Regions from separate parts of the Homo sapiens genome. Here region 1 is linked to region 2. The links are chromatin contacts, found by Hi-C or POLR2A ChIA-PET in ENCODE. All regions are on one chromosome and are shown on one strand. Each heading gives the region's core, a stretch centred on a gene start or an enhancer-like site at or near the end of the contact. The rest is flanking DNA. Distances are from core to core; before and after follow the strand shown.

Region 1 (2,962 bases), core at 396-2,895, 56 kb after region 2:
TGGAGTCCCCACAGTTGGAACAAAGAAACCCCAGATACTGTGATGGTGAACACAGACCGAGTTATTTTTAACAAATCCCACAAACATTAAAAACAGTCATTACTGGAGTTTCAGGAATCTTCCAGATTCAAACATGCTAACTGACTGTCAATATCCCCAGGTTTGGGATGTGAGCATATTTGTTACCATAAATATAAATGAAAGTAAACCTAAAATGGAAGACTTTAAGCACAAAGGCTTAACACTGAATACATGAAAAGCAAAACTGTAGTGGCTGTTTGGTGCCTTTGTTATAGCCACTAGGACATTAAGGACAACTTGGGAATGGCAACCCCTCAGCAGGACTGAGCTAAGGAGCCATGATGGGGCGTGCTTCCTCACAGTGGTGTGCAAACCGGGGTGGATACAGGCAGGCTGGGGTATCGGGCAGGTGCAATGCTCACAACTGTGTGCAACAGCGCATGGGGCTGGGCTGATGTTGGATGAGCTCTCATATTGTTTGGTGGCCTGGTGCAATGTGGCCAGCCTTCTAGGACCATTTTTCCTCATCTGTAATTACAGGATAATCTTAAATCCGTTCAAGCTGAGGCTCCCAACTGGTCACATGGTGGGGACTTGGATAAACTTAAAGCATGTGATAGCTTAGGAATAGATGACTCTTTTGCAAATACACTTTGCTCACTCATCTATTCCATCTCCGAGATTCTAGAGTGTCATGACTAGAATTGTGGGTGGTGATAAATTGGTTTCACCAGAAAAACTGTTGCATGAAACTCAGTGGATGCCAATCAGATGCCTTCCGGAAACTTTTGTCAGAAAACATTTGGGAAGTTCACTAAACGCATGGAAGAATCTTTTGGTGAATGCTTTGACAAACAAAAAACCACAGGCACAACTCATTTTATGCTTTGATTTATTGCACTTCACAGATACTGCATTTTTTCTTTTTTTTTTTTTGAGTTGGAGTCTCGCTCTTGTTGCCCAGGCTGGAGTGCAGTGGCGCAATCTCAGCTCACTGCAACCTCTGCCTCCCCGGGTTCAAGCGATTCTCCTGCCTCATCCTCCGGAGTAGCTGGGACTACAGGCACCCGCCACCACACCTGGGTAATTTTTTGTATTTTTAGTAGAGACGAGGTTTCATCACGTTGGCCAGGCTGGTCTCGTACTCCTGACCTCTGGTGATCCGCCCACCTTGGCCTCCCAAAGTGCTGTGATTACAGGCGTGAGCCACCATTCCCGGCCCACAGATACAGGTTTTTTTTGTTTTGTTTTGTTTTGTTTTTTTACAAATTAAAGGTTTGTGGCAACCCTGTGTGGAGCAAATCCAATGGGGCCATTTTTGTAGTAACGTGCTTACTTTGTGTCTCTGGCACATTTTGGTAATTCTTGCAATATTTCAAACTTTTTCATGATATCTGTTACGGTGATCTGTGATCAATGATCTTTGATGTTACTATTAATTGCTTTGGGCCCCGAATGGGTTATTCTCCCTCTCTTCAGACTTCCCTATTCCTTGAGACACAATAATGTTGAAATTAGACCAATTAATAATCCTACAATGACCCTAAGTGTTCAAGTGAAAGGAAGAGTCACATGTCTCTCACTTGAAATCAAAAGCTAAACATGATTCAGCTTAGTGAGGAAGGCATGTCGAAAGCTGAAATTGGCCAAAAGCCAGGTCTCTTGTGCCAAACAACCAAGTCGTGAATGCCAAGAAAAAGTTCTTGAAGGGAATTAAAAGTGCTACCCCAGTGAACACACTAATGATGAAACACAAATAATAAGTGAGACAGCCTTATGGCTGATATGGAGAAAGTTTGAATGGTCTGGATACAAGGTAAGTCAGATACAACATTCCCTTAAGCCAAAGCCTAACACAGAGTAAGGCCCTAATTCCATTCAATTCTGTGAAAGCTGAGAGTGGTGAGGAAGCTGCAGAAATAGACTCTGAAGCTAGCAGAGGTTGATTCTGAGGTTTAAGGAAAGAAGCCGTCTCCACAGCATGAAAGTGCAAGGAGAAGCAGCAAGTGCTGATGGAGAAGCTGCAGCAAGTTCTCCAGAAGCTCTGAGATCACTGATGAAGATGACTACATGAAACAACAGATTTTCCATGTGGACAAAACAGCCTTCTATTGGAAGAAGAAGCATTCCGGACTTTCATAGCTGGAGAGGAGAAGTCAATGCCTGGCTTCAAAGCTTCAGAGGACAGGGTGACTCTCTTGCCATGGCTGGTGCAGCTGGTGACCTTAAGTTGAAGTCAATGTTCATTTACTTCTGAGAATCTTCAGACCTTTAAGAATTATGCTAAATCAACTCTGCCCATGCTTTATAAATGGAACAAAGCCTGGATGACAGCACATATGTTTATGGCACAATTTACTGAATATTTTAAGCCCACTCTTGAGAACTACTGCTCAGAAAAAATCAATTATCTTCAAAATATTATTGCTCATTGACAATGCACTTGGTCATGCAAGAGCTCTAATGGGGATGTACAAAGAGATGAATGTTTACACAACATCCATTCTGCAGCCCATGGATCAAGTTATAATTTTGACTTTCAAGTAAGAAATCATTTCATTAGGCTGTAGCTGCCATAGACAGTGACTCTTCTAATGGATTGGGGCAAAGTAAACTGAAAACCTTCTGGAAAGAATTCACCACTCTAGATGCTATTAAAACATTTATGATCCATGGGAGCAGGTCAAAATATACACACTAACAGAAGTGCCTGTTAAAAAAGTTGATTCCTGCCCTCATGGATAACGCTGAGGGGTTTAAGACTTCAGTGGAGGCAGTAACTGCAGATGTGGTGGAAATAGCAAGAGAATTAGAAGTGGAGTCTGAAGATGGGACTGAATTGCTGCAATCTCATGATCAATCTTGAATGGATGAGGAGTTGCTTCTTGGGGATAAGCAAAGCGAGTGGTTTCTTGAGATGGACTCTACTCCTGGTGAAGAT
Region 2 (2,762 bases), core at 104-2,603:
AATGCAGTCATCCTGGGGTTTGGGATGTCAATGTGTGGATTCTGGGGAGACAGTTCGGTTTATAGTGGACAGACATTTTTTCTTAGAAATCTAAGAAAAGAAAACCCTCCCCTGCCTTCCCACTCCCAGGAGAGGAGCCAGCAGGGGTGAGGCCACCCAGCCCCAGCACACGTCCTGCAGAAGCTGGGGTCCCATGGGCTCTCCCTGGAGAGACAGAGAGCTGTCCACACTTGGCAGCCCCAGTCCACACCCTAAGGATGCTGTCTCCACACCTGAGCCGCCCACTGTCCTGCCCCCACCCACCGTGCAAGGTTTCACATGTCCCGACCTCCCCTTTCTGGCTCTCCTCCCAGCGTCCTCTCTTAAACTTGCAATCTGCAGGTCGTAGGGGTGACGAGTTATGAACCAATCTCAGAAGAGAGACAGGCAGGGTCACACTTGGGTGGCAGCAGACCACCACCTGCAGAGACCAGGTGGCAGGTCCTTCTGGGAGGTGTGGGACGCACCACCAGGGGCTTAGGGCATTCCACCTACAAGGTTCTTAGACCCTTATTCATACATGGGGGACGGGCACAGTATTTCTACAGCAATCCACACTTCTGAATTGCCACTGATTTCGCCAATGAAAATTAGTTTCAACATATATTATGTCAATTAACAAACTCAACTGCAGGCAGACCACGATGGCAGAGGCTGATGGGCCTGTGGTGGCCACTGTGGGGTGAGGCTGCCAGGCCTGGGGAAGAGCTCCCTGACAGTACATTGTGTGTGAGCTGACCTTCCCCCAGGTGTGCTTTACAACCAAAGACGTGTGTTGTATGTGTCCGTATGCACACACACGCACACAACATCACAGGGATGGACACAAGGTCACAGATGATAAAACCTGCTTCAATGGGGATGTCAGAGAACAATTAGAAAACCAAAACCGTCCTGCAGCTAGTCATCACGCCAATCTGTAATAGACAATACATGATCGTTATGTTAATTACTTTCAGGGGTTAGTGTCAATGTCTTTCTAACTTTCGGCCTCAATGTAGACATAGCTCAGCTGTGTCTACACAGCTGGGCAAGTCCTCCTAGCACCCTGACTTTGAGCTTTCCCTTAGGGGCTCAGAGCTGTCTTTGCCTCTGAGTCCTTTTTTCTTCTCTCAATCTCCTGTGTGGACTTGAGTCCTGCAAATGATCAAAGCTGGAAGGTCCAGTCTGGAGTCACTGCAGAGTATGTTGCTCATGCTTCCCCGAGAATTATTTCATAATTGCATTTGCAGTGACCAAGAAGGGGAGGAAACAACAGCTCGGACAATTCAAGCTTCAAGAATCTCACCCCTGGGAGAGGAGTCATTCCTCCACCCACACTGGCCCACGCCCCGCCCCAGTGGATTTTCCTGCTGGGAAAACAGACCACTTTGCAAGTTGTTCCTTGGATATTGGAGGTCGGAGGAGGATGGCGAAGACTCTGTACGTAACTAGATGTCCTTAGTTCTTAGACGACCACAGTGACTCAACCGCCCTCTGCCTCCTGAAGGGCAAGGCTAAGAAGTAAAACAAAACAAAGTAAAAAGCATGCGGGGAGTGCCCTGTCCAGAACCCCCCATGAATGTCTACACTATGAGGTAGATTCTCTGCCCAGGAAGGGCCCACGACTTGCTGCCCTTCTCCATGCCAATCTGCACTTTGAGATCACCAAGAGAAATACTGACTATCCCAAGACAGATTCAACTGCCAAAGTGAATGGTGTGGACCGCCAAATAAGGTTAAAGGAGACCTCCCAGCCCTGTGCCAAGGACGGGGCACTTCCTCAGGAAGCTGGTTCCCCTCATCCTCTCAACTTCCACTCTTCTCTCCAGAGCCTGGGTACCTTGAAAGGCATTGATTAAAATAGTTACAGCAGTCTTGCAAGAAAGTATGGTTAAGAAGTGTAGGATGCCTTATCATATAAGTGAAATTAACCAATGTGCTCAAACTAAACACAGGCATTACAAAGACAGTCAATATTAACACAATGGAAATTGCACTTAGGGTCCAGACTTACACATACAGAGCTAGAAATGATGAGTGGTTATCTGTGAACTTAAAATACACAAAAGCATGATATTTGCCCAATAAGTTGGTGCAATTACACATTGCAAAGAAAATATGTTTAAAGGGGTTATAATAAGGAAGCAGAAAAAAGCCCAAGTTTGTTTTTTTGTATTTAGATTCAAAAATATTCAGTGAAACAACAAATATCCTTAGGCAACAACCCTATCCAAGCAGAAGGCAAGCTGTGAGCCCGGCTCAGCGAGAAACACGTTGGAAGCTCCCCCTCCTCAAGACAATGGGGAAGTAAGATGCCAGCATACAAAACATTTTTCAAATTATCAAAACCAGAACATTTCAGATACAATAAAAGGTGGCATAAGTTGGAAAAGGATGATAGAGAATGGGGCAATCATTTTCAGTTGGAATGGAGAAGTTCTGACAGAAAAATGTGATATCTGATCTGACTCTGAAAAGGTGGATAGAGTGGGCAGAGTGTGGAAAGGTACAAACACCAGGAAAGTATTTCTGGGAGCAGAAAGGTGGATTCAAATACCTAGAAGTAAAGAGGAGTCAGGCTTATGGAAGACAGAAAATAAATTCAAACTACCAAGCAGCCAGCCAGGGGAACCACAGATGCAGCCGCCCAGATTGGCAAAGACAGAGGACAAGGCACTTTAGCCCCAACGAAAGTTGGTAGGAAAAAGCAACAAAACAAATACATGAAAAAGCAGGCAGGG

The links. Hi-C counts contacts between places; a loop is a spot of excess contacts on that map. ChIA-PET counts read pairs that join two places held with the same protein, here RNA polymerase II (POLR2A). Pooled maps may share reads with other maps.
Region 1: a loop to region 2 is called in a map of DLD1, with 3 times the contacts of the local background. The contact joins two enhancer-like sites. A Hi-C loop is called at or near these places in 2 of 168 maps with a recorded cell type or tissue (DLD1 and PC-9) and 1 of 50 pooled maps. POLR2A ChIA-PET finds 5 or more read pairs at or near these places in 2 of 52 experiments (H1 and WTC11).

The regions. Positions count from the first base shown.
Region 1 is chr2:1,627,411-1,630,372 of GRCh38, forward strand. No RefSeq gene overlaps it. Among named protein-coding and RNA genes, the nearest start is that of LALTOP, 3.5 kb to the left of the region's middle. Within about 2 kb of position 1,646, at least 3 of the 41 ENCODE cell types and tissues checked have a DNase peak (open chromatin) inside an H3K27ac peak, as active enhancers do.
Region 2 is chr2:1,571,463-1,574,224 of GRCh38, forward strand. All of the region lies in intron 4 of LALTOP (lung cancer associated lncRNA targeting TOP2A), which reads right to left. Among named protein-coding and RNA genes, the nearest start is that of LALTOP, 53 kb to the right of the region's middle. RefSeq lists an enhancer at 712-1,213. Within about 2 kb of position 1,354, at least 3 of the 41 ENCODE cell types and tissues checked have a DNase peak (open chromatin) inside an H3K27ac peak, as active enhancers do.